Regions from separate parts of the Mus musculus genome. Here regions 1, 2 and 4 are each linked to region 3. A link is a loop called in an ENCODE intact Hi-C map of the cell type or tissue named here. Cell type or tissue: heart. All regions are shown on one strand. Region 1 holds the start of Polr3c (polymerase (RNA) III (DNA directed) polypeptide C). Region 2 overlaps Gpr89 (G protein-coupled receptor 89). Region 3 holds the start of Cd160 (CD160 antigen). Region 4 overlaps Rnf115 (ring finger protein 115).

Region 1 (8,000 bases), 84 kb after region 3:
TGGATGAGCCAGAGGTGAGCAACATCCCAGCAGACTTTAATTAGACTTGTCTTTCATCTGGATTTCCATGGAACACTTAAGAACCACATTAGTCTCATCAAAATGCAAAGCAGGCTACTCTGCTACATAATTATCACTCTGGAACTCCACCTTGAAAGAGCATAATTTAAAGAAGAATGGGGTACTGATAGTATGCGGGAGAAAGCACACCTTTACACCCCTTCAAACAGTCCTGCGTGGGGTTCTGTCCATCACTGTAGTGTAGTAACTCTATTAGTTTTGGCCCCATATTTGCCTCTCAATAAAATAGTGAGATAAATTAAAAGCTTCTGGAAATTTCCTTCAAATATTTCTTCTATCATCTGATGATTGATACACACACACACACACACACACACACACACACACACACACCACACACATAAAATGTCATTCTACCCTGTCAATCTGGAGCTGGGCAGTGGCACAAACCTTTAATCCCAGCAGTCAGGAAGCAGAGGCAGGCAGATCTCTGTGAGTTTGAGGACAGTCTGTTCTACATAGTAAGTTCCAGGACATCCAGAGCTACATAGTGAGACCCTTTCTCACAAAAGGAGAGAGACAGACAGACAGACATGAACTATGCAGGAGCAGCTCTACCATCCCAGCACTCTGGAGGCAGAGACAGGAGGATAAGGCCAGCCTGATCTACATATTAAGCTCCAAGACAGCCAGATCTACAGAGAGACCTTGTCTCAAAACAAAAATACCCACCCCCAATCCCAAGTATGCTACTTACCACTTTTTGCTAGAATTATTTTCATCATAAATATGAAAACTCATCTAGAAGAGCAATTCCTACATGATTCATTTAAGAGAGTCCTCTTTGAGGCATAAGGAGGTAATAGGGCTACTGAATATACTTTTCTTTTTAAATTCCCTTTAATGCTTTTTTCTCATTCCATGGTACCATATTTCTAAAGTAACCTTCTGTCCTCTTCTTGGGATCATACAAATTAAAGACAACCAGTTAAGAGAGGGGAGATGAGGAAGAGCAGTGAGAAATATTCATTCCCACCAAACGAAATGACCTCAGCTCACATGACTGACCACATAGCATTAGGGATACTTCATTCTCAGTCCAAAGTAATGAACCCTAAAGTTTGTTAGGTACATGTAGCCTCCAGAGAAAAATGATAAACAAAACCTAAGGGCAGTTTCAGGGATAGCTTTGGATAAGCTACTGCAGTTGCCTTTCAGTACTTAAAAATATATCAAGAAATAGGCGCAGTTGATGGAATGCTTGCCTGGCATGAATAGGCCCTGGGTACCACATAAACAAGGCGTAACAACAGCATATGCTTTATCTAACACCTATATCCTAGCATTTGTGAGATGGGGCAGGAGGACCAGAAATTCAAGGTCATACAGAATTTGAGGCTAGCTTGAGCTATGTCAGAATCAATCAATCTCTCTCTCTCTCTCTCTCTCTCTCTCTCTCTCTCTCTCTCTCTCTCTCCCCCTCCCTCTGACTCTCCCCCTCCCCTTCCCCTCTCCTTTCCTCTTCTCTCCCACTCTTCTCTCCAACATATAGGAAGGAAGGGAGGGAGGGAGGGAGAGGGGAGAAGGATGGAGGGACAGAGGGAGGTGGGGTGACAAACACACCCTAGATTGGGAAGGGAGAAGAAGGGAGAAGAAACAAGAGCTGTGACCCTTATAAGCTCTCAATTGTAGAATACTTGCTTAGCATGTCTGAGACCTAGAGTTCAATCCACAGGCCCACCCACCCCATAAAGCAAAGATAAGGCTAATGTAAGGTGGTGTCCAGTCAGTGCATTAGTAAGTGACGGTTCTGGACATCCAGCTATTACAAGGGTCAGTGTCCTCTCAGTATCCACTAGGGTTGTGAACTCAGTTAAGACAATGAGAAACTGTATCCATGATACATTGAGTCTGCTTATCCTCAAAGGACAGTCAGATTCCCCACACCATTCACCCGATTTAAGGAATTATGCATGCCTACTTAGTCTGGGTCCCTGCAATGAGATTCAAGTCTACAATAGAATTTATCTTTTTCAAACCCTCCCACGTGCCCTCTATAGATGTAACCCTATGAAGACCATGTCAGCAGGGTTTGAGTCAGTTCACCAATCACAGCAGGGTTTGAGTCAGTTCACCAATCACAGCAGGGTTTGAGTCAGTTCACCAATCACAGCAGTGTTTGAGTCAGTTCACCGATCACAGAGACAGACTTGTACTCAACTGACTTGTATTTTCTGATAAACGTTTCCAAGATAACTGCCTGAGACTACAGACTTAAAATGCCCACGAAACAAAATCAAAGCCACTAGCTCCCACATAAATCAAAACTAAATCTGGCCAGGCATAGTGCCACACACCTTTACCCTCAGCACCGGAGTAAGGCAGAGGCAAGAGGATCTCTGAGTTCAAGACCAGCCTGGGCTATATATTGAGTTTTTTAGGCCAACCAGGCTTATGCAGTAAAACTCTGTCTCAAAAAACAACAGCCAGACACAGTGGCATCCACCTTTAACCCCAGTACTTGGGAGGCAGAGGCAAGATTTTTCTGAGGGTTGGAGGCCAGCCCAGGCTACAGAGCTAGTTTCAGGACAGCCAAGGCTACCTAGAGACCCTGTCTCAGGAAAAGCAGTAAGTCTGACCTTATCACACCTTTTCCTGAAAACACAGAACAACACTGATTAGCTACTTACTGAGCACCACAGTGACTAAAAGTAACATAGACGTTAAAAACAGCTAAAGCAGCAGACTCAGTGAAAATCATGTGAGACAGGGCTGGCTCGCCAAGCCTCCCCCTCTGAGTTTGACCCCCACAAGATCCATGTGGTAGAAGGAGAGAACTAACATCCAAAAGCTGTCTTCTGGCCAGTGGCACTATGGTACACATTCATACACATAAACACACACAACAAACAAATGAAAATAAAAACTGAAAAGAGGAAGATAATATATGTTAAACTCAAATAGTTTGATTTAGCCATTCCATGATGTACTCATATCAAATATGATGTACTCCATAACTACAATTCCTCCTGGTCTTGCATATTCTCAAGCTAAATTATACCTATCCTTGAAAATTCAATCTAATTCCATCCACCTCATATGTCATAGGTCTCCAATAACACCGATTCAACCATGTCTTCCTTTCTGAAACTGAAACCATGTATTATCTGTCCTCATTTATTTTGCTGCAGTGACTTTGGATAGACTACACAGGGTAATTCCACTAACAGTCAGGTTGCTGGGGTTGGAGTGTAGGGGTGTTACCTGTAATTCCAGTAACAGGAGGCTCAGACAGGAGGTTCTTGAGTTCAAAACTAACCTGAACTATATAAGACAGTTTACTGATAGAGCTCTTACTTACCTAACAAGTACGAGGGCCTAGGTCAGCCCTCAAACCTACGTTGCAAGTGACACTGCATCCATTTTAGTTTATCTAAGTAGATTCTGCAAAGGCTGCACAAGGATGAAAATCACCTAACTGTATTTCTCAGAACTTGTCCCCATCCTTAAACAACGCATGATGATTGCTAATTTTTCCATGTTTGCCTTGTCTTTCAAAAAAAAAAAAAAAAAAAAAAAAAACCTAAAACTGCAGTCCTTAAGATCAAGACCACATCTGCTTTCACTCACCGCTAGGGCATCCTGTAGAGAACCCTGTCTTTTGCAGGCAGCCTTTGGTTATATTACACACTGATAAGCTTCAACTTACAAGTCAGGCTTAACAAGCAATGAGTCAGAGTTAAAAAAACAAACAAACCAGCAAAGATCATCCATTCGTCTAACTAAGTCTTATAAAAATACCTAAAAAGCCTTAACCAAATTATCCTTTTGAAGTGAAGATTTCAGGTAAGAAAAAGAAAAAGACATTTACATTATGTCTTCTCACTCTGAAAGGCAAATCCTTGAGTGCACACTTACAGATCCAAGGGCTAATGTTTTAAACAGGGCATCCATCACATTCAATAACATGTCACTGATCTTACACACACAGTGGCTCAATTCCAGACTCCCTCTCTAGAGTGTGAGTTCTAATATATGCTGGGGGAAAAAACTTTCCCAAGTTGAAATATGGCAGACAGCACATCAGCATAAAGCAAAGGCAGCAAATGAAACCAACCCACAGTAGATATAGCTAATTATGACACAGAAACTTAGTCGGCCTTCTCTTAAGAGTGTATTCAAAGCCAGGAATGGCGGTGCACACTTTTAATCCCAACCCTAGGAAGGCAGAAGCAGACAGACCTCTGTGAGCTCTAGGCCAGCCTGATCCGAATAAGCAAGTTCCAGGACAGCCAGGACAACATGGTGAGACTTTGGTGCAAAAAGCAAACAAAAAACAGAAAGACACCATGTATTCAAGATACTGTGATTATAAAATAAATTATGACATAGCCACTCGTTTTAAGAAATGTCGCCACCGAACAAGAAAAAGGCTTATTATAATTGGGGGCGCTGGCACTGGCTAGCATGCTGCAGAAACCTTTTCTTAAAGCATAGCCCTACCTCTCTATTGGCTGACAGCCTGGCAGAGCCAATTTTATATCAGAGAAAGCAGTCCCAACATTCTGTTCTTTTTTTGTTTTCCTGGGCAGAAAAAAAAAAAAAATGGAGGGGGTGGGCTAGGAAAGTGGAGCTAAAGACACTGGCAACGTGATATCCAAAATAAGTTGAGACAGTACGTCCTACCTTCTTCCCAAAGCCATTTCCTTCGATAGCAACAGGGAGCGCAGTCTGCAAGTCATTGGTACACTGCTATTTTCACTTTCACAAGAACCCAAAAACCACTGAAGAACAAAATCTCCCTCTTCCCTGTTACCTTCCAAACCTCCTCTTTCTGTACTTCAACAAAACCTACTAAGAAGTCCTCAGCAATATGCTATTTCGGCTCACTGAGGATGCAGAAGGGGGGAGGATCTGGTTGAGAAGTGGGAAGAAAAATAAAGAGTAGGTGAGCCGCAAAAACGGAAAGAGTACAGGGGATAGGTCATCGCGAAAAGACAAGGAAGGGGACTGAGAGCAAATTGGACGCAGATTTGCCCGAGAATTCACCGAGGAGACAAAAAAAGATGGGGGTGGTATTAAAGAGCGGAAGCGAAATGAGGGGCTGATTGGAGACGCCGCGGAAATGAGGGATAGGCAGGACCCTGGCCCTGATGCCCAGGGTTTGCGACCAGTGCCCGGAGACAGCGGGCAGCAGGTACCGAGAACACCGGTGTCAAGGGAATCACGGGTGTGCGGGCAGCCTAAGACCCGGTTTCCAGCCCTAGGAGCCAAGGACCTACGCGGCGCCGGAGCGCGGGACACACGGGGCTCTTACCGGTAGTTTGGGATTGACCTCGCCCTTACAAAAGTGGCAGAAGAAACGGTGTGCGGCGACAGCGGAGCCCGCGTCCGCCCCCGCCGCCGAGGCCTCCGCCATGTTTCGCCTCCGCCGAGGATGTCCGAAAGGGCGGCCGGCGGTCCCTCCCCAGGCCGCTACCTCCCGTGCTGCGGTCGCCACCGCCGTCGCCGCCTCCTCTGGGCGGCCCGCCGCTCCGAGGCCCGCAAGGGTCACGTGAGTCCGCCCGGCCCCGAGAGGCCCGCCCGCCAGCGGCCACGCGACCCGAGGCCCGCCTCCCGGCACCAAAGGCAGAGGAGAGCCCGCCCGCCGGCACCTCAGACAGCCCCTGGCCGGTCCTCCAGCCTCCCAACGAGAGGAGAGAAAGAGCGTCCCCGGAAACCACCGACACTGTCGGCTAGAGCGGCCCGTGCTCTGACCCTTCCGCGTCCGCCTGGATGGTGCTCTACTTCTAAGAAGGGGCGATGGGAAGCTCATGAGCTGAGGCTGCTGGCCTCGGGAGGACAACATTTGGAGCTTCTAAATTAGCCCCGACCCTGAGGTTAGTGAAAACGCTGCCGGAATGAGGAGGCCCTGACTCAGGGCCAAGAAACAAAGTCCGGAACAGAAACTTGCATGAAGGGAGAGGAGCCAGGAAATGCATTCAAGGATGGCAACTGGTCTAAGGATGTTTCTCCAAAGACGTGTGTGTGGCTAAGTGAAATAGTCTTCTCTGCGACACTGTGGCAAGAGGGACAAAAATTTAGGTTCGAGAGAGTTGGAGCTTGTGATAGGGAGGTAATTTCAAAATCAACTACACCCATTCCTGCTTGTGTCTCATGATGTAAAAATTTAATATGGTTCTCAATGGAACATAACTTCATCTCCTAATTGAAATACCCTAAGAAGCTCTTTTTTTACTTTATCTATCTAAGTCGTGGTTTATGGCTTGGGAATAAGTTGTACCCCACTGGGTCATGAGCCTTAGGTCTTTGTATCTGTGACAGAAAGTTATTCGCACTTTCCCTCCCCCTTTGCTTTTAAAGGTCTCACTCTGGACCAGATTTGCTTGGTATTTATTATGTAGCCCAGGCTGGCCTTCAGTTTATGACAGTCTTCTAGCTTTAGTGCTGGAAATACAGATGTTAGCCACCATACCGAGATGAATCCAGTCTTTAAAGATTATTGGAACCACAAACCACATATATTCCCATTAAAATAAATGGCATATATAGGGGAGGATGGCTTGCCTTTTTTTTTTTTTTTTTTTTAATTTTAATAGGATCTCATGTAGCCAACCTGGTTTTGAACTCAATATGTAACCATGAGCTCCTGACCCTCATACTTCCACCTCCTAAGTGCTGAAATTGTAGGCTTGCACCACCATACCTGGCTTTAGAAAACAAATTTGATGTCTAGTTTTCTAGTTCTTTGTTTTGGTGGGTGGTGGGTGTATTACCCACCAGAGTCTTGCTGTATAACACAGGCTGGCTTTGAACTCACTTTGTGCCCAGGTTGACCTGGAACTATTGATTCTTTGACTTTGGTCTCCTGTGTGCAAGAATTACAGGCAGTGTACACCATCATATCTGACCATTGCAATTACTAAATGACAACACATTAGGAATATTTTATGGTAGTTATATTGTATGAAGTCATTTTAAATGTTGGCATAGTATACTCTCTTAAGGTTATACTATAATTTATTGATAGATGCTAGATTATTTATGTCAATGCCAGTATTGTGAAGAGAACTCATGGCATGGTTTTTACTACATCCTTGGAACAAAGGATCTCAACTTATAAATATTAAGGCAAATATATGCCTTAATATATAGAGGGTTTGATTTATATTGTCAAGTTGCCCTCTAGAAAAAAAATATGTGAATTTATATTGTTGTTCTTTCCTAGTTCTGAGGCTCTAAGAACGATGACTCAAGCAGAGATTAAACTGTGTTCTTTGTTGCTGCAAGAGCATTTTGGTGAGATTGTAGAAAAAATTGGAGTCCACCTAGTCAGAACTGGAAGCCAGCCACTTAGAGTAATTGCCCACGACACAAAAGCATCCCTGGACCAGGTATGTTTAGATAAGAGAGTCTGTTCCTCTTCAACTTCTTCAATCATTTCCTTCAAGTACCTTTGGACAGGAGAACTCCTTCCCCTAGAAAGTATGAACAGAGACCGTCTGCCCTGTGGTCAGTACCACAGTGGGTGGGGTGGGGTGTGGTATTGTACTTAGGCCCCGTGTACTGCCGCTTGTGGTGTTCCTAGCTCATCTTGGCTGTTCCCATGCCACACTCATTTATTCACAGTAAGTCTACTGGTGGGGTATGGCCTTTAAGGAATACAGTGATAGAACAAAGTAAGCTGGGCTGCCCATCCTGGCCCAGAATGTAGCTCAGTTGGTAGAGTGACTACATTGTAGTGACAGTTTGAGGATTTTGGTTTCTTTAAAAATACAAAAATAGAGCCGGGCGTGGTGGCGCACGCCTTTAATCCCAGCACTCGGGAGGCAGAGGCAGGTGGATTTCCGAGTTCGAGGCCAGCCTGGTCTACAGAGTGAGTTCCAGGACAGCCAGGGCTGCACAGAGAAACCCTGTCTCAAAAAAACAAACAAACAAAAAATACAAAAATATTATAAGAATATTTTTTCATTTTAATC
Region 2 (8,000 bases), 75 kb before region 3:
GCTGCCACTGTTCTCTCCCAGAGCGGGCTTCCCTGACAGGCCCTATCCTTTTTCTCCTCTGACACTCCTGGGTGGGTGTGCAGATGCCTAGGTGGTCATGTGGAGGTCAGAGGACATCTTGTAAGGTCAGTTCTCTGCCTCTACCATGTGGATCCCAGGGATGAAGCTTAGCCTGTTAGGCCTGGCAGCCAGTGCTCTTACTTACTGCACAGAGCCTCTGCCTGGCTGCCCATGGCAGCCACTGCTCGCAGTTCACATGGGCATGTCAGTCAGTGAAACTTACTGAGTTTCAAGAGTTGTAGTTGTAGTTTCAAGAAAATCTGGGAATAAAAGAGCTCTGTGCTTCCCAGATCCTGTAGTACAGGGGGAAAGCTAAAAAAAGATGGGAATGAACTGAGTGACCCATCGTCTGCAGTCTGCCTCACCTTCCAACACCTTCCACATGGTAGCTTGGATTTGGGGAGGAAAGCTCTTTCATATGGGTCAGAGGAAACATGTAGTTTTTAAAAGCACATAGCCATTCTGTGAGATGGCTCAGTGGGCACAGGCATCTGCTGCCCAGCCTGATGAGCTGAGTTCCCCTCTGGGATCCTCACGGTGGAAGGAGAACACTGTCTCCTACATGTTGTCCTCTAAGCACATGTGCGCTGTGATATGAACACATGCAGGCAAAGAAGTAAATTAATAAAGCATTGTCTTAGTCAGGGCTTGTATTCCTGCATAAAACACCATGACTAAGAAGCAAGTTGGGGAGGAAAGGGTTTATTCGGCTTATACTTCCACACTGCTGTTCATCACCAAAGGAAGTTAGGAGTGGAACTCAGGCACGTCAGGGAGCAGGAGCTGATGCAGAGGCCATGGAGGGATGTTCTTTACTGGCTTGCTTCCCCTGGCTTGCTCAGCCTGCTCTCTTATAGAACCCAAGACTACCAGCCCTGGGATGACACTGTCCACAGTGGGCCCTCCCCACTTGATCAGTAATTGAGAAAAGGCCTTACAGCTAGATCTCATGGAGGCATTTCCTCAAAAGAGGCTCCTTTCTCTGTGATAACTCCAGCTTATATCAAGTTGGCACACCAAACCAGCTAGTACAAGTATTAAAAACAATTTTAAAGAAAGCATATGTATCATAATTAATTTACTTAAAATGAAATAGCAGTATCTGTTTCAGCATTTCATATAATAAACAAAGGCAAAGATCAGCAGCCTGCCAATATTTAAAAATAAGCTTGTTGGCTGGTGAGATGGTGGTTAAAAGCACTTGGTGTTCTTGCAGAGGACCTAGGCAGGTTCCCAGCACTCGTGTGATGGTTCACAACCATCTGTAACTCCAGTTCCAGGGAATTCACGCTCTCTTCTGACCTCCACAGGTACCAGCACACATGTAGGCAGAATGCTCATACACATAACAAATAAACATAAAACAAACGTTGTAATGGGCTTGTATAAGATACCGGTTGATGTTGTAAGCAGTGTTTGCTTCCGTGACACAGATGGAAGCCGCTCTGTGTGTAGTGCCCAGTATTAACGTGCATCGGTGTTTTCAGGGATCTTGTCCATAGAGCAGCTCATCAGCCGGGTAGGCGTAATCGGGGTGACGCTCATGGCTCTGCTTTCCGGATTTGGTGCTGTCAACTGTCCGTACACATACATGTCCTACTTCCTCAGGTAACACATACTTTATCTCCTTCCTTTTTCACTGTTACTGAATATGTACCCTTAGTTGATTTTAATTTAGATTCTCTTATCTTAACCCCCTGAACACTGGGATTACAGGCATGTGCCACCACATCTGGCTCATTTATTTTCTAAGTGGCGAATTTTATGTCCCTTTGCATACACTCTTTAAATACATCTTTCCAGTGGACAACAGTGTGAGCTTCTCCCAACTACAGGAAATTAGTTCCTCCTTGACATCAAATAGTAGGAGACCATGCCAACTTAAGCATCTTTTTTAATTTTTACGCCTATGAGTGTTTGTCTATGTATGTATGTGCATTGTGTGTATGCCTGGTACCCACAAAAACATCAGATGCTCTAGAACTGGAGTTGGAGACATCTGTGAGCCACTTCCAGGTACTGGGAAGCCAGGTCCTCTCCAGCAGTGGCCAGTACTCTTAACCCCAAGCCTTCTCTCTAGCCCAGTGGTTCTCCACTTTCCTGACAGCTCCTCATCTTGTGGTGAGGAGCTTCAACCATTAAATTATTTTCATTGCTACTTCATAACTGTAACTTTGCCATTGTTTTAAATAGTAGTGTAAACATATTTGGAGATAGACAATTGCCTGAGGGTCACGACCCACAGATTGAATATATGATCTAGCCAATAAGCATTTATTTCAAATGTGTCTAGGTCAAAGCTAAGGAAGGCTGAGCACAGGGCACCCACTGCCGCACTAGGACAACAGAAAAATAGCTCTACGGAGTTTATGATGCCCAAGCATGGGATCCCAGACATCACTCATTTCTTGCTCATTGCAGGAACGTGACTGACACAGATATTCTTGCCCTGGAACGGCGACTGCTGCAGACCATGGACATGATCATAAGCAAAAAGAAAAGGTGAGGCTGGCACCCTGTGTCCCTGTAAAGAGCTGGTGGGACGCTTTCTTACTTGTTGTATGTAGGGTACTGAACCACGAAGCTCTACTCTCACCTCAGAGGAAGAAAATTCTTAAGTTCTACCCTCTGAATTTCAGCACTTCTCTTTAAATTGTTGGAATAATGTTTACTATTTGGAGGTTATGTACATATTTAACGTCACTGTGCAGAGGACAAGGCTATCATCCTTTACTCTAAGACTGTTCCAACTTCTTTTTCTCCAGCTACCTAAGCTCCTTTAAGTCTTCTAGACGGTGTTTTCCTCTCTACCCAGATAGACAGGGCAGTGACAGAGCAAAGAGAGGATTCCATCCAAGTTCAGCTTGGTGATCCTGTGACTTTCGTGAGATTACTCATAGGATCATGTGAGTGACCCGGGCAGTTACATCACTGAAAGCCCACAGTGTGGGTGACACCTCTTGCAGGCTCTAGTACTGGAGCCCCAACCCTGCAGCTTTGAGGCAGCTCTGTACTGAAGAACATCCATGGAGATGGATGCTCTCTCTCTCTCTCCCTCCCTCCCTCCCTCCCCGTCTCCCTCCCTCTCTCCTTCCTCCAACAGTTGCTCAGCACTTCTGTAAACTGTATATAGGAGGGACTTCTTTGAGTCTTAAATCTCCTGAATTTCATAAACTCCTTGAGACTCTTCTACAATGAAATGTTTCAGTCAAAAAAAAAAGTGCAATGTAAAAGTCATCCAAAAGGTATTTTTAATCTATATTTTCAAAGTGGCATTTTTATAGAATCTGTGTCACAGTAAGCCTACAAAGCCATCTGACATCACATTATTTGTATTAGAATCTTTGTCTACACCCTACAATGCATCCTTGAACTAGGCATTGTGTCTTTGTGCCTCTGTTTCCTTATGTGTAAAAAAATGAAATAAGCCACGTGGGTTGGCACATGGCTGTAAGCTTGTACTTGTGAGGCACGGGCAGGGGGATCAGGAGTTCAGAGCCTGCCTAGGGTACATGGTACATGTTAGTGACCTGGCTACATGGAAGGAGCCTGTCACATGACAAAAGGGAACTGTTAATGCATTGAGACCCGTGCAGCCGCTAAGAACAGCGAGTGATACCTAGCAAAGACAAGTACTGACATTATCAATAATCTGTGATAATAACTTAGTTTCCATAAGCCCATTTGCCTTTAACTTTATGAAATAGTCTCTGCTCAATATTATAACACATGTTCATGAAGCTTATTGTCTGCTGTCTTCATCAAAGTTATTATCCACATATGAGTGGTAGTAGTTTTGACTTGAGTGGTTTCACATTTCATATTTTCTCCTCCAACACGCTTGTATAGTTTGCTCCATAATCAAGTCAGAGCAGCCTTAATGGAAGAGACATCATAGACACAGAATAACAATGAAGGCTCCAAGTTACTGAGCAGTATTTGTCTCAGTTTGTACGTGTCTGTACTAAGTGTGAAAGGTGAACATGTGGCTGAACAGTTATTTACATGTCTGTACTAAATGTGAAAGGTGGACATGTGGCTGTACATTTATTTTGCTTGCAAATATGTTACTTATATTCTGTACTTTCTATAGAAATGTAAGGTTTTTAAAAAATAAAAAGACTGGGGGCTGGAGAGATGGCTCAGTGGTTAAGAGCACTGACTGCTCTTCCAGAGGTCCTGAGTTCAATTCCCAGCAACCACATGGTGGCTCACAACCATCTGTAATGGGATCTGATGCCCTCTTCTGGTGTGTCTGAAGACAGCTACAGTGTGCTCACATACATTAAATAAATAAATAAATAAATAAATAAATAAATAAATATTTAAAAAAAAAATAAAAATATTCAATAGTGATACACACACACATACACGTGTGTGTGTGTGTGTGTGAGAGAGAGAGAGAGAGAGAGAATTATATTATTTTTGTCCCCAAGGTTGTTCTTGCTTTTGTGATATTTCTTCTATAAATGAAAAGACACACCTGACATTTGAGGTAGAATCAGACCTGAGGCTGTTGTAGATGGACCCTCTTGCCCATCTTATACTAGCTATGGTTAGGAATTGGCTCTGACTCAGGCACATCACCCACCAGTTCTTGTCTGTCAGAATCAAGGGTGGTTGGGTCCCTCTGCGAGTCACTTGACTAGCTAGGCTCTCAGAGGAATTGGTCTCCCAGCTGGACTTGATCAGCACGGCCTCTTCTAGTGGGGCTAACGGGACATACAAACAGCTCACACACGGAGCCCTCCCAGTTAGCACAGGGTAGAATAACCTTTTGGCAAGTGTCCATAGCTGGGAGGAGTGGTGACCAGAACCCATTTTAGATTTCAGCACAGTGGCCTGCAAGAACAGTATCTGTTGTGGACAGGATGGGCAGGGTGGAATATACACGGAACCTGGGAGGAAAAGGCTTAACTTCTACCTCCAGTCAGGTGCAGTTAAGCGGTCCTTTAAACTGATCCAGATGGGGACAATGCATTCTGAGTGAAATTTAAGAACCAGCCCTCGAGCTTCCAATCAGCCATGGAGGAAAATTGGGGGGCTGTCAGTGAGAGTTGAGCAATTGCTTCTGCAGAGGATCTTAAAGATGAGCATTTGGAGTCACTGGAAAATGAGCAGAAGCAGGTAAAAATATATATATATGAAGTAACTGCTAGAAGTTTCTGGATTGTCATAAGTTGTTCCATGGCGTTCAGATTAGCAGAATACCTGGGAATCAAGGGTGAGGTGTTGAAATCCCAGGATGCTAGAGGGCCAAGATCCACAATTTAAATGTCAGTTCCAAGCAGATCTCACCTCGCCACACAGCAGAATGTACACACAGAAGCACCAAAGAGCCCGAGATGCTTGTTAAGACTGATTGGCACATGCTGCTTGGGTTTCCAGGTTCCCTCTGCCTTTGAGTGACTGCCCCAGGTTGTGCATGCTGGCCACACACTTGTGACAGGAGCTGTCAGAAGGTAGAACTCAGGAGTGGTGCAGGGATCAGAAGTTTAGGAGAGCTCCCATAAGGAGAGTAACGCCAGCGAGTGAGTCCTGAAGTGTGGCTACAGAATCAGGTGATGATGTCCTTATTTAAGCACTGATTTCATGGAGGCTCTAGGAGGCCTTAGGGCAGCCAGCTAAAGGAGCTCAGAGGTGGACCTGTGCAGAGGTGGCTGCTGCAGGTGAGCTGGGCATCTTGTAGGGAGACTGTACAGTACTCTGAGAAGAGGATTCCACAGTCACACATACCTGTCCACCCAAACCCTAACTTGGCTGTGAAACAATGAAGCTGAGCATTTCAGCATACAAATCAGGCAATAGAAAGTAACTCCAACCACCAGATGGTGGCAATGAACACCTATAATCCCAGCCCTTAGGAGGCAGGGGCAGGTATCTGATCTCTGAGTTCAAGGTCAGCCTGTTCTACAAAGTGAGTTTCCAGGACAGTCAAGGCTACATAGAGAAGCCTTGTCTCAGAAAACTAAAAAAGAAAAAAAGAAAGAAACTAACTCCAAATGGGTCCAGATGACAAAACTTTAGCCAGTGCAGCACTGGAGAGAGTGGACCCTGTACCTCACCTGGGCAGCGCAGTAGAGCTGACACTGGTAGTAGTGGGGTCAGGGAAGGGGGTGTGAGCTGTTCCCAAGGGCATGAGAGTAGGAGAGTTGGCCCTGCCCCTTGCCAGCTGTGGCATTGGGTGAGCTAGCCGGAACAGTGCTGGAGATCTTGCCCTGGTGGTATGGGTGCAGGTTGACTAGCTCAGCTACCACCCAGGTCCAGATCCAGGGCTCTCAGCTGGCCCACCCCAACCTCTGCCCCATCTATGAACTGCTGGAGCATGTGAAGGGCCAATCCTGCAGATCCAAAGCTGCAGAATCTCAGTGACACAGGGCAACAGTAGGATATCTCAGAAGAGTCCTGGTGAAGATCCAGTATTGATAGTGTAGCAGTTGCAAGAGGCCTCTAACCAGACCAGTAACTCATTACAGTGAATATTTGCAAGTAAAGAAGTGTGGACAAAAGGGTGTACTGTGGGACACACTGTGACACACCACCGCTCCCACAATGAGATTTTTTTTCCTTTTGGGAGGGAGGTTGCAAGGGCAGAGGGCAGGTACAGAGAGCTGGGGAGATGAGTAGGATTGGGGTACATGATATGAAATTCACAAAGAATAAAAAGTTAAATAGAAAAGAGCAAAAGGAAAAAATAAACTTTAGCCAGATTAGGTTCCTCCTGAGACAATGCCGGAACCCCATGGCCAGACTATAGTTATGTCCTTTACCTTGACGATGCTGGTTTGAGTAGATCCATGCATATTTCTTCAAAGGCATAGTCTATCCAGGGCCGTTGCTCTCAGTGCTGTGAATTCCTGGGTAGTTTTCATCCAGGTTTCTGGCTCTTCAGCTGATTCCCAGGCAATAGAAAGGATTCACATGGAACTAGCTCTGAGAAGTCTTGTCCAGACCAGCCCTGTCCTGAGAAGATTCAAACCTCAGATGGTTCCATCCTGGCCTTGAGCGGGGCTGAAAAAGTAGATCTCTGACTGAAACCTCCTCAGAGCTGCTCAGCCTACTCACCCCTCCACAGACTTTTACACAGTGTTTGCCATCTAGTGTATCCTGAAATGTTTATGACATACCAGCCAGATATCTGCCCCATGCTAGGTACCAGTTCTGTGTTCTATAGAACTGGCCTTCTACTAGGCCAGGCAAACTTTAAAAAGTTCCGTGGAAAAGGGTATTTTACTAAATGATCCTGAAATGGTAAATCCATAGACTTTTCCTCCTCCAAAAATAATAATAAAAAAAAACAATTATAAGTGTCATGTAGAAAGATGAATTCAAAACAGACCTTGAACTTAGATATAAAGGGTAAAACTACAGAACCTTTAGGGAAAGAATCTTTGAGATCTAGAGCTAGGCAAAAAATAGAATCCCCAAAATACAGTTCAGACAACAAAATATGAATACACTGGACGTCATCAAAATTAAGACTTGTTTGCAGAGGAGTGTGTAAAGAATGAGGAAAGACAAGCTGTAGAAAAGGAGGGAGTGTTTGAGAAGAGATTGCTAAATAGACCTGGAAAAAGGAAAAACTTCCAAAACTCACATGAAAATAACAGTACAATCAGAATGTATGTGGGGAGGGGGATTGGAAGGCATTGGGATTATGGAAACACAGGGGTTCATACAGATGGAAATTGTATGTCAACAGTATCGACCACCATAAGGTTACTGTACAGTCGGGATGCCTCAAAATCAGTGACGGGCGAGGAAGGGATGCTGGAGACAGGGCTCAACAGCTACAAGCACGTGTTGTGATTGCATAGGGCCTGTGCTTACTTCCTGTCACTCATGTCAGACAGCACATAACCCCTGTACTTCAGCTCCAAGGAATCTGACACCCTCTTCTGGACCCCACAGACACCTACGTGCACACACACACACAGCCT
Region 3 (8,000 bases):
GACTCCTGCAGGCTACTGTTAGCCCCATGGATCTGTGCCTTACATCAGAGAAGCTACTTTTTGCTATAGGCGGGGCTTAACACAGAGATTCACAGCTGGGCAGAGTGCAGAGAGTGAGAGACTTTGGAGCAGTCAGTCCTAAATGTGATGTCTTCATCAAACCCCTCTGCTCAGGACTCAGGGAGCTATGCAGAAGAGGAGGCAGAAAGGTTGTGAGAGCCAGAGGAGACAGATGACACCAAGAAAACAGTGTATTCCAGACACAATAAGAATGTGGCAGTGCACACAAGACCTGCACAGATTCAAGCAAGAGAAGGTCCCAGCACTGAGAGGGGGAGAGTGGACACAAGTCCCACCCCTAACAAGAACTATCTGCAGTTGATACCCACCAGCAAAGGGAAAATCAGTTTTCTCTAATGGAGTCTTACTGGGTACGTCAACCATCTTCAGGGCTGGCCCCATGCCCAGGAGAAGCTAGCCAACGCAAATCAGAGCCAGTGGCATTTTGGTTGACTTCTTTGCTTGGTTTGTTTGTTTGTTTTTTATCTTATTAGACTTTTGCTTGTTTAATTTTCATTCTGTGGGGGGTTTGTTTCTCATTCAGTTTGTTTTCTCATTCTTTCTTATTTTGATTGTTTTTTGAGAGAGAACAAAAAATATGCAGGTAGCGAGGTGGGGGAGAATCTAGGAGTGAGGAGGAAACATGATGATCAAAATATATTGTTTGAAGAAAAAATTTAATTAAAAAAAAAGAAAAACGGATGAGTAGTTTTTGGGGTCGCGAGCAATGCACCACTGGAGGGATTGAAGCAAAGATATGACAGGATAAGGAGTCAGTGATGGTGCACGCCATTAATCTCAGTTCTCAGGAGGGTGAGGCGGGTGGGTCTCTGTGAGTTCAAGGCCAGCCAAGGCTGCACACTGAGATCCTGTTTTTAAAATTGGGGGGGGGGGGAAGAGGGGGAGGAGGGAAGGAAGGAAGGAAACTGCAAGTATCATAACAATAGTGTTACCAAACTTAGGGTCACAGCTGCACCCTCAAGAAGCCAGTTAAAACAGCCAAATTAATAGTTAAATTTAAAAAAATACAGTTTTATTCAATGTGGCCACATTGGGATGAAGGACAAAGAGATCAAGTAAGCCTTTCAAGTCCATCTTTGGGGTCCTGAAGTGAGAGCTAGGTATTTTTGTTTGTTTGGTTGGTTTGGTTTTGGTTTTTCGAGACAGGGTTTCTCTGTATAGCCCTGGCTGTCCTGGAACTCACTAGGTTTTAAGGAGGGCTCAGAGACTGAAGCTCCATGGTTAAAAAGCACTTGCTTTCTTATAGAATCCCCAGGTAACTCCTGAAGATATATAACTCCAGTTTCAGGGAATCTTTATGCTTTCTTCTGGCCTGCAGTGGGCACCAGACACAAGCACAAACACAAGAACAAAAACTATACATATACACAAAATAAATAAACCTTTAGAAATATAATCTAAATAGAAGGCCAAAGATATGCACAGCTGAGCAGTCCCCATCAGGGTGTGGTTCTGTCCATCTTTGTCTGGGCTTTGCTCTCATCCCATCAAGAGACCTCACGGGTTTTTAGAGAATCTTGCTGAGGGACAAATCCCCACCTCAGGCCGCAGACTTTTCCTTCTCCCGGCAGAAGACTCTTGGGGACATTTCTACTTCTTTGACTCCATTCTCTCAATGGTCTGATAGTCAACTGAAGAAACAGCGTCTCATTTCTGGCAGACCCAGTACAGTAGGAGCTGCTGCAAACAGAAGAGCAGCAACTGCTTTGTCCACCCAAAGCTTTGAAGCTGCGATGGCTGAGCAGGGCCGCGTGTATGTGTCACGGGGCACAGTGAGGCAGACTGTCCTTTTGGTTAAGAAGTTGATTCGGTGAGTTTTTAATGCCTTGGACATACAAACAGGCAAAGACCAGCATAGTCTGGGGTGTGAGGAGAGTTTAGTCCTCAGCATCACGGATAGACAGAGAGCCTGGCAGGCCTCTAATGGAAGCTCAGGCCGGGGAGGCAGAGTGAGTCTCTTTTTCTATGAGTCTCAGTGGAGGAAGATTCCATAGCATGAGCCTGTGGTCGGGCTAGAGAAGGAAATTCCAGGGAAGGGATGTGTAACTCCCAGGTTGTGGAAGACGTGTGGGGGAGGGCTACTCTAATTGAAGTGTACCCATTATACAGGTGAGTGGGTGCGTTAGCATGATGTCAGGGAGTGTGTTTGCTGACTCACAGATAGGGTCTTCTGTAAGGTGACTGTCTCCCTGTAGCAGCAGGGAGCCCAGAATCAACATTATAACAGATGGGTTGTGCTCTGAACATCGCATCCTCTGGGTAAAGGCTACAACCAGCTCTCAGAGACATGCTCTTGGTGGCTGTGAGACTTCAGGCGAGTGTGGGCTGATTAGCCATAGGAATGAATCTAACACCAGGCCAACTATGATGTCTTGTTGTTGTTGTTATTGTTGTTGTTGTGAGGCAGAGTCTCTAGCCTAGACTGGCCTTAAACTTCTGATCTTCCTCCAGTCCTAGGGCTACAGGTCTGGTCTATTTTTAGTGCCCCCCAAATAGCCATTCCTTGCCCACCATAGTTTCAGACTGACATCTTAAGACTAAAAGATAAAAGCCTTTTTGGGATGAATTAACTTAACAAAGCCCTACTTCAAATCAAAAGGTATTCACGGAAAAGATGCAGCACCTTTATCCCCGAGAGCATGTCTTCTGGTCATTCTGTTACCAGTGTCCTCCTTCTCACGCCTTCATTTCCAAAGGTAAAGAAATCTATTTTAAGGAGTCATTTTTTCTCAGTCTTCTTTGAACCTTAGTGCATTTCAAAAGAGAGAGAGAAGTCAGGGGGTGTGATGGAGCAACAGGAGAGAGTAAAAACTACAGGGGCGGGGGAAAGAAAGACAGGAAGACCCCCTCGCTGCTAAAAACCCATTCTGTGGTTTTTCAAAGATCAATGGTGAAAGGCCGAGCTGTGACGGAAGTGGGGAGATAGGGTTTTTAACAAGAGCAAAAGGCCCCGTGTGGGAACCCAGAACACACTCAGCGTGAGCCCCCAGCTTGAGAGCAAGGAAGAACATCTGTCCTGAGGTAAAGAGGCCTGCTGGGAACCTGGGCTCTGGGAGGAGAGATGGAATGCTTAGCAGAACTGTTCACACAGGGCAAGCTCTCAGTTAAGCCAGTGAGAAGCTTGCTTCTCAAAGGCAAAACTAAGGCAGAAGCTGGTGGCACACGCCTTTAATCCCAGCACTCAGGAAGCAGAGGCAAGTGGAGTTTGAGGCTAGCCTGCTCTACAGAGGGAGTTCCAGGACAGCCAGGGCTACACAGCAGAGAAACCCCTGGATGGTGGGGGCTGGGGGGGGGGAGATCTAGAAGGGGGGGCATAGAGACAGACAGAGAGAGACTACTCATGTCAGATGGTTGGTATGCTCATCCTTCTCATGGGCTTCAGGTCCTTGGCTGGTTCAGACACGCCTTAAATGGCAGAGGGCCACACCACATTCCTAAGAGGGAAGTCTCAAAGTCTCAGAGAGCACTTTAGAGTTAAGCCTGGGCAGCTTAGCTCACACATGCTGTGCTGAGTCCTACAGGCTGCTCTCTTTAGTTCTGTGTTCGTGAGAAGACAGTAGGTGAGAGTCATCCCTTTTCATAAATATCAAGGAGATAAAGATCACTGCAAGAAAGCAACCAAAGGTTGCCAAGCCTGCGCTAAAGCCCTCAGGCCCAGCCTGGGCTGTGAACTACCTTCATGGAGCGTCTCTGAAGGGTGTTCATGTCCCAGAGGTCACACACTGGAGACGACAGAGCAAGGGCAGCCTTTAGCCACGGCATGATTTGGGCAGAGGAAGCCAGCCAATTCATTCCTGGGTTTATAAGAAATGGACAATTCTCCCTAAGTTCAGTCCCGGCCACTTCCTTGGGGGAGGGGGGGGGGAACACACCTTCTGCCTGTGAATCAGAGGTGGTTGTTAACCAAGGGGATGTGTGACCCTCTGCAAGTTCAGCTCGCAAATGGGATTTGTGAATCTGGGGATAAAACGCATCTCCGCCTGTGTCAGTCTCGACTAGGGAGCGGCCAATTGCTTCCACGGTAGACTCTGCCACTGGTAGAAAGCATGGGTTATCGTCAAAGCTGCCGGCAGCTGTCATAGCTGTCGCCACTTCATTAAACTAGACAGGGGTTGTTCCTGCAGAGAACACCCACGTGGAGGCTCAAAACCTCTAGAACTCCAGTTCCAGGGGATCCGATGCCCTCTTCTGGTCTCCACAGGCACCAGGCACACAAGTGATCACAGACATGCATGCAGGCAAAACAGCCCTACCCGCAAAATAAAATATTGAAATTTAAAAGGAGAAATTCTGATAGATATAGGATGGACACTAGATCCTAAAGATAGATATTCTTCTCTTGTATATTCTGTAACTCTGTCTTTATAGAATTTGTTTCCTTGCTTATCCTATACCTTTTGCTTTAGTGATTTTAGGCTCTTTTTTTTTTTTTTTAATTTCATATGTTATGAATGTTTTGCCTATACACACACGCACCACACGTTAGCCTGGTGTTCATACTGACCATGGTTAAGCCAGCAAGAAGGCTTAGGACAGTGGTGGGTGCTCTCAAACTGGAGTCACAGACCCTGGTAAGACACCGCGGGCGCCGGCACTCAACCCTAGCTTCTAAAGAGACAGCGCCCTCTAGCGGATAGAACTCCGGGCACTGCCCGTCTGCTACACATAAGGTGCTTGCTCCTGGCATCAAGGTGATTTCTGCCAAGAGAGTCCTTATCCCAGTAGTCCCCCGGGCCTGAATTTCTCCCTTTCTAACCCTCTGTAACCTGCATCCTCAATTCTGTTCTTTAGTGTCTGAGAGAAGAGAGGTGGCTGTAAGAGGAACCAAAGGGTTCCTCCAAACGGTTAGGAGTCTGGCTTCTCCACCCACTCTCTGCAACTTTAAGCGAGTCACGCGACTTCTCCGAGAGGTCTGCACAGAACACGTGATTAATGATGCTCAGAGTTTTATAAGAACTAAATACAACCATGGGTGTGGATGTGAACTGCAGCCAGCTGTGCAGCCAGAATAATGATAACGACTAGCATTTTATTGAGCAGCTGTGCTACGCCAAGCGCACACTATCTAAGCTGCCATATTAACCCCCTACCATCATTTTATCCATCAATAAACTTGTTTTCATAGAGATTAAGAAACTTTTCCAACATTGGACAACTAGTAATTAACAAGGCAGGTTTCAAATCTAACCTGACTCTTGAGCAGCGGTTCTCAACCTCCCTAATGCTGCGACCCTTTAAATACAGTTCCTCATGTTGCGGTGAGCCCAATCAATAGATTTGGGGGACAGAGTTCGAGACAGGGTTTCTCTGTATAGCCCTGGCTGTCCTGGAACTCACTTTGTAGACCAGGCTGGCCTCAAACTCAGAAATCTGCCTGCCTCTGCCTCCCGAGTGCTGGAATTAAAGGCATGCACCACCACACCCCGCTCTCATTAGATTATTTTGTTGCTACTTCAAAACTGTAATTTTGTAAGGGTTATGAATTGTAATGTAAATATCTGATACGCAGAATATCTGAGATGACTGTGGGTCGCGACCCGCAGGTTAAGAACTGGTGCTCTAAGAGGAGGTTTTTCAGGCACACAAACTCTTGTTTTGATGACCTGTCTGTCCCCATGTACCTGACATGTGCTAGTCACCTGTTTTCACTTTTCAAGGGTTTTACCTCGGATCTGCCACAGAAGCCTAAAAAATGTGATGGTGCCCCAGAAACTAGTTTTTAAGATGTACCTTGATTGTTTTTGACAGCTAATTGTACTAAAACAGAATTTGGACTTCCGATACCAAGTGTCTGATACTTGCCCTCTTGACTAAACACACTATCAAGTTTTACATTTTTGAGTTTGCTTAGAATATGTGTGTTGCAGTGGTTTGACAGAAAGACTTCTTCAAATGTTGAAGCTTAGGTCTGTGACATATACCAACAGCGTCTATTAAGTACTTGGTCCCCAGTTCACGTGCTGCTGTAGGAGGTTTCAGAAGCTTGAGATATGGGGAGCCTACGAGCCTCTTCTGGCCTAGTTCTCTGTGTCCTGCTTGCTGCCATGTGACTAAGCCTGAGCTACAAGCTTCCTCTATCTCAGAGCCACCCTCCCAAGCCTTCCCTGCCAGAATAGACTGACTCCCTCTGAAGCCATAGCCAAGACCTTTCCTCCCTGAAGTTGCTCCAGGAAGCTACTGTGTCACACCAGTGAACAAGTGACCACAAACCCTGAGTACACCTATTCAAGAAGTTATGGACTAGATGTATTTAAATATACATTTATAAATATATAATTTAAAATGTATATAATTTATATATAAACCTACAGAAGGTTCTTAAAAGCATAGAGTGTATGTGTACAAACTCAGACGGCATAGGCTCTGCATACCTTGGCCATATGGTACCACTTACACAGCTGTACAGCATGTTACCATATTAAATACTGCAGGCAACTGTAACACAACAGCAAGTATTTATGTATCTAGCTACAGCGTGCAGTAAAAAGGTGCTTATTTTATATGTATAACCTACACATGTGCCCTTTTTTGACATGCTAACTTATGCTAGTCACAATTTAAGCCCTTATAAAACTAACACAGTTCAGGTTTTGAATAAATAATAGAGGTGATTTGGCTCATGCTTCGTATGGAAAAGTCCAAGTGTGTGGCACTAGCATTTGCCACATCGTAGAACCGTGGGAAGTTTTCATGATAATTCATACTGTGCATCACTAATGGTGCTGCTGCATGAAGAGATGCATCACTAGATGATTTCATGGCTGCACAATCATAGAATATAGGCATAGAAACCCAAATGGCATAGCCTGTGCCTACCGTGGCCACATGGTACAATCTTTTGCTCCCTGGCACAGCTTTTTACTATGCAGAATACTTCGGGCAACAGTAACACAGCAGTAAGCAGTTATGAATGTAGACAGTCTATGGTCCAACCGTAGAAATGGAACACCTGGATAAAGCACTTCATGTGGCGGAGCCTGCGGGACTGGGAATCTCTTCCGATGACTGAGTGAATGGGGAATGGAAAGAGGCTGGGGAATGGCTGAGCTCTGCTGAACTCTGCACAGCAGCCACTCCACCTACACTGTGCTCCAAATCCGGGCTGGATCTTCAGCAACGCCCCCCCCCCCCCAAAAAAAAACCTTACTTCACTCACTATAACATTTTTACTTAACAGCCTTCTTAATTTTTAAATTTAGTTTAAAACATAAACTTGCCAGTTTGGAGGGCCATCCCTGTAATCACAGTTGGGTAAACTGAGGTAAAAGGCAAACAGGTTTTCTGAGTCAGAGTTTTTCAGTGTAGTGCTGGGTGTCTCAGAACTCACTCTGTAGACCAGGCCGGCCTCTGCCTCCAGAGCACTGGGATTCGTGTGTGCTACCAGTGAGGACCTGTACACACTCTTCTGTAAGCTTGTCCTCTTTTTCCAAGCTTGCTAAGGTCTGCAAAGGCTTTGGACCCCTTCCCTTGGGTTTTCTTGGAGTTCTGATATTTTCTTCTCCTTTGCCCTATTTTTCTCTTTCCTTTTTCCCCCATTTTCCTTTCCTCTGTTTTTTTTCCTCTTATCCCTCCAGTCACTCATTTCTGTCCCCATTTCATTAAAATCTCTTGGTACCACTGATACACAGGCAGCCTCTCACTGACTGAAATGTTGGTATAAGGCACATGCCTGAGTAATATCCTCTTCTATGAATGGATCAAATGTATCAAATCGGTGTCCTGTTGTTTTGTTTCTTTTGTTTGAATGCTTTTTAAAGTGTGGACATAATTTTGCATAACAGAGACTAGAATATAAAAATATAAATAACAGTAATATAAATATTAGGAGAGAATAAGCTCAGCCTGAGGGAAACCTTATGGAAACAAAATCGGAAACTAAGCAACTTTTTTAAATTAAAACTTCATCGTAAAGACTTTGC
Region 4 (8,000 bases), 75 kb after region 3:
TTTCAGTTTTGACACTCCAAGAATAGTAACATTCACAATGTTCATTTTATTTCTCCATTCCATGTCATGACTGAACACTGACATCAGGACCCCAAACAAGACGGTATAATCAACTAACTTCCTTTACCTCACTGTGAAGAAAGAGAAAAGCAGGTCACGGGATAAAGTATTACTGGACTCAAGCCTGGTTGGATGGACAATAAGCCAAACTTTCTTTAAAAAATTAAAAAGCTAAATGGTAAGAATTAATCAGAGAAGAAAAACAAGCAAACAACAACAAAACAGGGTGGTACTCATCTCCAGCACATGAGGTTAAAGGGGCAGGCCTGAGAATAAAAAGGTGGAAAGCAAAGCAGAAGAGCTGACTTCACATCCCAAGCATCCACTTCAGAGAGAGAGAGAGGGGGGGGGGGGAGGGGGGAGGAGAGGAGAGGAGAGGAAAAGGAGAGGAGAGAACAGGGGAGGGGAGGGAAGGGGAGGGAAAGAGAGAGGAAGGGAGGGGAGGGGAAGGGAAGGGAAGGGAGGGGAAGGGAAGGGAAGGGAGGGGAGGGGAGGGGAAGGGAAGGGAGGGGAGGGGAGGAGAGGAGAGGGGAAGGGAAGGAAGGGGAAGGGAAGGAAGGAGAAGGGAAGGGAAGGGAAGGGAAGGGAAGGGAAGGGAAGGGAAGGAAGAGGAGAGGCAAGGAAAGGCAAGGCAAGGCAAGGAAAGGAAAGGAGCTGGACACAACTGTGTGCCTATAATCTTAGTGCTGGGAAGACAGAGACAGGATAGGAGGATTCTTGGAGCTGGCCTCTATTGGTATGAACACACACACACCTAGAAAAAGTTAACTTCAGGGCTAGAGTTAAGAACACTAACTGCTTTAGAGGTCCTGAGTTTAATTTTAAGCAACCACATGGTGGCTCACAACCATCTGTAATGGATCTGATGCCCTCCCTCTTCTGGTGTGTCTCATGAGATCTACAGTGTAAATAAATAAATACATTTTTAATTTTAAAAAAGAAAGAAAAAGAAGAAGAAAGAAAAAGAAAAGTTAACCTTATATAACACAACACAGTCAGAATTTAAACTTATTATTAATGTGAGTGAGCACATGTGCCATAGTGTCCACGGGAAGGTCAGAGGACAACTTTGTGAAGTCAGCCTCTCCATCCACCTTTACCCAGTGTGATGGCTATTCTGGTTGTTAATTTGACTATATCTGGAATGAACTACAATCCAGAAATGGAAGGCACACCTGTGATCCAGATCTTGAGGCCGGAAGACTCAGGCTTCTGACCTGGATCTTGGCATAGAGATCTTGAGGCATAGTGGCCATAAAAAGCTTAGGCCCAGGCAAGGTAGTACATGCCCTTAATCCCAGGAGACTAAGGCAAGCAGATCTCTGAATTCAAGGACAGCCCGGGACAAAACAAGTTCCAGATCCAGGCACGGTAATACACACCTTTCATCTAGGCCACACCTTCTGCTGGAAGCCTACATGAGGACACTGGAAGATGGAAGACTCTCACTCGTTCACCTGCTTTCATTTACTTGCCATTGCCAGCACATCTGTGGGAAGCTACCTCTTCAGGATTCCAGCTTCTACAGAAGACCAGCTGAAACAACTAGCCTCATGGGACTGAGCATACTAGATTCTTAGACTTCCATTCACAGCTGCCCATTGTTGGGTTAGTTGAACTACAAACTGTTAAGTCATTACAATAAATTCCCTTAATATATAGAGACATTTCATAAATTCTGTGACTCTAGAGAACCCCCATTAATATACACAGGTTTCCCAGGAACAAATCAAGTTGTTGGGTTGGCACAGTGCGTGCCATGGAGCCACCTCACCACCCACAAGAGTTAATTACAATGTTTTTGCTTAACACAAGTTAAAGTAACAACTCAGTAATAGAGAATATGGTAACCAATACAAAAGAATAAATATCCCATGTTTTTTAAACTCCTGATTGTCCTGCCTCTACTTTCTGAGTATAGAGGTTACTGGTGTGCTACAATACTCAGCTAAAACATATGTTCCATAGTAGTTCAAAGACAGATTTTAACCAGTTTAGCTAAAAAGAAACTTTTTTCAAAACTGATAACATTTATTCACTCAGCAAAATATACTGCAAACCCTGTTTCCTAAGCACCGTTCAGAAAGAAAAATAGGAATTAAAAGTCACTGAAATCATCTATTAAGAATACAGCTGTGCCGGGTGGTAGTGACGCATGCCTTTAATCCCAGCACCTGGGGGGCAGAGACAGGCAGAATTCTGCGTTCGAGGCCAGCCTGGTCTACAGAGTGAGTTCCAGGACAGCCAGGGCTATACAGAGAGACCCTGTCTCGAAAAACCAAAAAGAAAGAAAGAAAGAAGGAAGGAAGGAAGGAAGGAAGGAAGGAAGGAAGGAAGGAAGGAAGGAAGGAAGGAAGGAAGAAAGAAAGAAAGAAAGAAAGAAAGAGAGAAAGAAAGAAACCAACTAGCTTATCAGGCTGGAAAGATGCTTCAGGGGTTAAGAGCACTAGCTGCTGAGTTTAATTCCCAGCAACCACATGGTGACTCACACCCATCTATAGTGGGGTCTAATGCCCTCTTCTGACATGTGGGTGTATGTGCAGATAGAGCACTCATTCATAAGAGAAAGAAAAGAAAGAAAGAAAGAAAGAAAGAAAGAAAGAAAGAAAGAAAGAGAAAGAGAGAGAAAGGAAGAAAGACTAAAACAAAGAGAACAAAAAGAATACATCCTATCATTAAGATAGAGGAGACAGTGAAATGGGTAAAATGGAAGTATAGAGGGAGAATACTGGGGGTGGAAAGGCTCAAAGATGAAGAAGGATAGGGAATGAAGACATGAGGAAATGAGGGAAGGTAGGGTGTGTGTAAAAGCTATGTGGAAACCTACACTCTTGCAACCAAATGAAAAATACAATCAGAAGGGGCAGTGGAATCAGTAATATGAAGGAACAGGGAGAATATTCCAGGTTAAAAACTGCATGGAGTTGAGGGTAGGAGATGTGAGTAAGCAGGAGAAGCATATGGGTTAGCCAAGACAAAGAGGTCTATGGAAACCCAATAGCTTGTAAGCTAATTTTTAAAATATAATAGAGACTAGAGATATGGCAGTTGGGAAGAACCTATAGGTGTTGTTTATACCCACAGAGTTGTGCTGCTCTCGAATGTCAGCTTCTTCCATCCAAGGCTCAGAGAACAAGGAGGAAGAGTGAGCAGATGAGAGAGAACATGGGAAGGGGAAAGCTGAGAAATGCTGTCTTCTACATATAACATCAACAACACACCAACTCTAACAATATGCCTACTTCATAGCAGCTGTGATTGTGTACAAAACCAGTACAAGACCAAGCCAGTCAAAATTCCATCTTGGGGGCTGGAGCGATGGCTCAGTGGTTAAGAGCACACACTGCTCTTACAGAGGATATGGGTTTGGCTCCCAGCACCTACCTGGTGGCTTATCACCCTCTATAATTCCAGTTCCAGAGGATCTAACACTCTCTTCTGACCTCTACACAGGCATGCAGACAAAATACTCATACACATTTAAAATTTATATATTAAACATATATATCTTTTTTTTTTTTTAATTCCAGCATAGACTAGGGAAGAACTCCTGAGGTCCAACTCTGAGGTGGGGAACCACTGGCAATTGACAGCAGCTGAGGAGAAAGTCACTTTTTTTTGAGGATGTGGCTGCTAGTAGGTTGCCCATGCCCCAGTGAATGGCCCACACTAATGACCATATGGTCAACACTAACTGCACTACCACTAAAAATAATAAAAGAAAACATGAAGTTAGAGGGAGATCAGATGAAAGGGTCCTGGAGGAAGTAGGAGGGAAGTAGTAGTTGGTGGATAAAATCAAAATGCATTATACATGAGGACTGGAAAGATGGCTCAGCAGTTAAGAACACTGGCTGCTCTTCCAGAGGAGCCATGTTCAATTTCCAGCATCAACACAGCAGCTAATAACTATTTGTAACTCCAGTTCCAGGAGATCCAATGCCTTCTTTTGGCCTCCCTGGACACCAGGCACACAAGCAATGCATATACATATATGCAGGCAAGATACCCCCACACATGCAACCACAGCACTTGGAAGACAGAGGCAGACGGCCCTCTGTGAGTTGAAAGCCAGCCTGTACTTCACAGAGTGAGTTTCAGGACAGCCAGGACTACACAGAGAAAGTCTATCTCAGAAAAAAATTTAAAAAATTTTAATAACAAAAACAAATATGCCCAAAACACATGTTATATACATATGACATTTTTCAGAGTAAATTTTACTCTTTAAAGGTATGGTAGCACAGTCTTTAATCCCAGCACTTGGGAGGCTACATGCAGATCTTTGTGAGTTTAAGGACAGCATGGTCTTCATAACAAGTTAAGGACAGCCAGAACTACTTAATGAGACACTGTCTCAAAACAAACAAAAAATATGTTCTATAAAAGCACACTTTTAAATATACTATAGAAGTTAGGGAAGTAAAAGCACACAAAATGAACTTTTCTGAATATCCCCATTTTAGGTACTTTACCACAAAATAAGAATTGAACCATGTTTCTGAACAGCCTAAGCTATCAAAAGTAAGGAATCTGAAACTACTCAAAGCAGGACTGGTTATCATTTCACTGTGTAGGTGCATATCAAAGCATTATGGTGGTAAACACCTAGAATTCTAGTTCTAGGCAACAATGATTCCCGCTAGTCTGAGATCAGCCTGCCCTACATCAAGGAGCTGGAGAGAGAGCTCAGCAGTTAAGAACACTGGCTGCTCTTCCAGAAACCCTCAGCTTGGATTCCTAGTGAACCCATCTGTAACTCCAGTCCCAAGGGATCAGATGCCTTCTTCTGGCAGTCATGGGTACTTCATGCACATGGTTCACAGACATTCCTAACTCAGGTTCCAGAGGATCTGATGCCTTCTTCTGACCTCTGCAAGCACCAATCACACACATGGCACACATACATATGCACTACACTCACACACATAAACTAAATAAATTTAAATAGAAAAACAAAGGGTATAATACACACACAATAAGTAAGTAAATGTAATTTTAAAATCTTTTCAAAAAAAAAAAACTTTTGAGCTACCAACAAATTAAGAAAAGAATTATATAAATCTTTTGGCCTTTAACCTCAACTTACATATTGGAAACTCTAAGAATAATCTGAAATATTTCTACTTTGATAAGGGTCCTTCCTTCCTTCCTTTTTAAAGCTCTTTCCTTACAGTGTCCATGTACTTCCTTTCAATTAAGATTACGCAGCTCCATTCCTAAGACAGACCTACTTCTCTCTGGGCACTAGGCAGGTACAGAGCATTGTCAAATACTTTCAAAATCTGTTGTGACTGCTGCTAGTCCTAAATTCTCTAAGTTTATATTGTAAGCACTCTTCCTTATGTTTGGTTTCCTGAAAATAACAAGAACACTAATGACAGGACACTCTGACTCACTAATTAGTCATTCTTACACTCTCTTTAAGTTGCCTTGAGCAAAGCACTGTCAGTCAAACAGTACTACAACTGATGATTGGGTCAAAACAAAAGCATCAGTGACTGATTAGTGTGGGAGGAAAGGTGGACTGCCAAACAAACAGTGTGACAATGAAAACACCATCTCCTAGCCTACAGACTATAGACAACAGGGGCTCAGGTTCACTCAGAGTCTGCTAAGAACCTTCCTGTGCTACCTCCTCTAGTATTCCAATGTAAGGCCTAAAAACGAGTTCTACTGCATGGACAAGCTCAGCTGGAAACAGAAATGCAGCAGGGGCAAGCAGCCATGGACAAAGCCAATCCATGGGTACACTGAGAGTTGCACAGTACTTGGCAGCTGCACCAACACAATCATGGCACTGGGCCTGAAGTGCAACTTGTACCTGGGTGCTGTCTGTACTTCCAGGTTGACCTTAACCTTAAACCTCTCAGCTCCAAGCAGCTTCTGATCCCCAATCCTGGGTTCCTGTACAGTCTGCTTAAATAGGACCAATACCTGGTTTCTGAGCACACTGAGTCTGGCTTTCCAGTACAAAACACCCACAACCATTTAATAGCTGAAGAAACAGCAGAGACAGAGGCCCTGGCAAAGAAGCACCTGCCTAAAGAGATCTCAGAACCACTGGCTGCACCCACAGACCTGCATTCACATTGTGCTGCCCATGGGATTCTGTTGGGGATCTCATTCAATTACAAGATCCTGCCTTGGTAGGAGGGGATACCTGCACCTATGCAATCTTGGCTGCACACAGTACCAGTTCCTAGACAATTCTCTATATGTACCCAGGACTGCCCTTCATGCATCCTGGCTGTCTACCTGTTGGTTCCTAACAGTGGCAACAGTTTAAGAGGAGCCAAGGTAGAAGGAAGGGAAGTGGAAACAGAGACCACAGGAGAGCAGGAAGCTGGTAATGGTTATTAAGGAAGCAGAGAGAAAACCTGCAGGTGTCAGTCACCATAAAGTTCCAGAGAGCTGTGAAGTCTCCAAGGCCAATCTCAGATATCTGAGTTCTATAACAATGGCCTTCTGAAAAGAGCCAAGGATTCCAATACCCAAGCTGGCATTCAGACCTGTAACATTGGGGTGCCACTTGCCAATGCTTCTGCCTGACTACTACTGAAACTTGCTGCTATCTATAAGACACTCTGTAAATAAAGAAGCTGCTGGCCCTGCCTGCCTCCCATTATCTCTTTCCAGGTGGAGGAAAGACCCCCTCAGCAGCTGACTCCAGCTTCTAACCGGTATCTCTAAATTCACTTTCTATCACAAGAAGAATCAGTGTTAAAAGGAAGACTGATAATCAATTCACCCTTTCAATGAGGAGTTTAAAGAACTAAAAACTCAAGAATACCATCTCCTGTGCATCTGAAATGTTTGGAGAATTGTGAGAGACAAAAGAACACAATACTAACATAAATGACAAGAAAAAGTTACTAGTGCTCTATTTTTCCTTTTGTTTTCAAACTGAATTCCCAAATGTTTTACTAAATTACTCACACTTACTAAATTTCCAACCAACAAAAAATTGGGGGGCTGGTGAGATGGCTCAGTGGGTAAGAGCACCCGACTGCTCTTCCGAAGGTCCGAAGTTCAAATCCCAGCAACCACATGGTGGCTCACAACCACCCGTAATGAGATCTGATGCCCTCTTCTGGTGCGTCTGAAGACAGCTACAGTGTACTTACATATAATAAATAAATAAATAAATCTTTAAAAAAAAAAAAAAAAAAAAAAAATTGGATACTTTTAGGTTACAGTGTGTAATCTTAGGTGAGTAATTTAATACCTCTGGTCTCACTAAGCTCAGAGAGAAAAGGAACCTAACAGATCTGCTCTCATGTAATGGCAGCCACCAGCCACCCAACTCCAGTCCCTGTCCTAAAAATCATTTCCCATGAGGGCTCTGGCAAAAATTATACTGTCTCAATTATTTTACTGAAAATTCTCTTCAGGATCTCAGGTCAGAAATAAAAACCTACCCTGGGGAAAAAAAAAAAAAAAAAAAACCTTAAGTGCCACCCGTACACACAGACAATGCCCACGGATTCATCCTTTTGTTCATTATCAGGGTTTCTCACAGCCTCAGCACTCTTGACATTTGGGCCTACAGCAGGTTTAGGAGCAGCTCTGTCTGCTACTTACCAAATGACAGCTGGAGTCCTCCCTCTTCCCCCAGCTATAAAAGCAAAACTGTCTACAGAGATTACTAAATGTTCCCTGAGGAGCTAAACAGCCCCACTCAAACTCCACTGATATAGTTCTCCTTCATTTCTTGGAACTAAGCTAAAAAACAATGAAATACACACTTATTATTAAATCCTTAATAATTTAACAATACGAAGAAGAAGAAGAAGAAGAAGAAGAAGAAGAAGAAGAAGAAGAAGAAGAGGAAGAGGAAGAGGAAGAGGAGGAAGAGGGGGGGGAGGGGGAGGGGGAGGGGGGAGGAGGAGGAAGAGGAGGAAGAGGAGGGAGAGGGAGAGGGGGGGAGAGGGGGAGGG

Evidence for each region. Peaks named below come from ENCODE experiments on the same cell type or tissue, not always from the same donor. Only the 100,000 strongest peaks of a DNase experiment are listed, where the experiment ranks them.
Region 1: a loop joins it to region 3, with 2.7 times the contacts of the local background. A loop is called at or near these places in 6 of 42 quality-filtered maps.
Region 2: a loop joins it to region 3, with 2.2 times the contacts of the local background. A loop is called at or near these places in 3 of 42 quality-filtered maps.
Region 4: it touches region 3 in a loop (2.4-fold over the local background); 7 of 42 quality-filtered maps call a loop at or near these places.

What each region holds. Positions count from the first base shown.
Region 1 is chr3:96,725,249-96,733,248 of GRCm38, reverse strand. Polr3c (polymerase (RNA) III (DNA directed) polypeptide C) reads left to right here and starts at 5,810. Exons shown (of 15, transcript NM_028925.1): 1 at 5,810-5,900; 2 at 7,250-7,415. The coding sequence starts at 7,269. Rnf115 (ring finger protein 115) reads right to left here and starts at 5,638. Exons shown (of 9, transcript NM_026406.3): 1 at 5,339-5,638. The coding sequence starts at 5,440. In heart, a CTCF peak has its summit at 3,665; a DNase peak (open chromatin) is centred at 5,628; H3K4me3 peaks cover 2,960 bases; H3K27ac peaks cover 2,486 bases.
Region 2 is chr3:96,884,471-96,892,470 of GRCm38, reverse strand. It overlaps Gpr89 (G protein-coupled receptor 89), which reads left to right. Exons shown (of 14, transcript NM_026229.4): 6 at 1,548-1,668; 7 at 2,482-2,562. Among named protein-coding and RNA genes, the nearest start is that of Gpr89, 17 kb to the left of the region's middle. In heart, no CTCF peak of the experiment used is centred here; no DNase peak of the experiment used is centred here.
Region 3 is chr3:96,809,572-96,817,571 of GRCm38, reverse strand. Cd160 (CD160 antigen) reads left to right here and starts at 3,051. Exons shown (of 5, transcript NM_018767.3): 1 at 3,051-3,102. In heart, a CTCF peak has its summit at 4,717 (motif pointing left); DNase peaks (open chromatin) are centred at 4,131, 4,711 and 6,171; H3K4me3 peaks cover 1,039 bases; H3K27ac peaks cover 1,204 bases; H3K27me3 peaks cover 2,115 bases.
Region 4 is chr3:96,735,034-96,743,033 of GRCm38, reverse strand. The region is part of intron 1 of Rnf115 (ring finger protein 115); the gene reads right to left. Among named protein-coding and RNA genes, the nearest start is that of Rnf115, 11 kb to the right of the region's middle. In heart, CTCF peaks have their summits at 2,575 (motif pointing left) and 4,855 (motif pointing left); no DNase peak of the experiment used is centred here.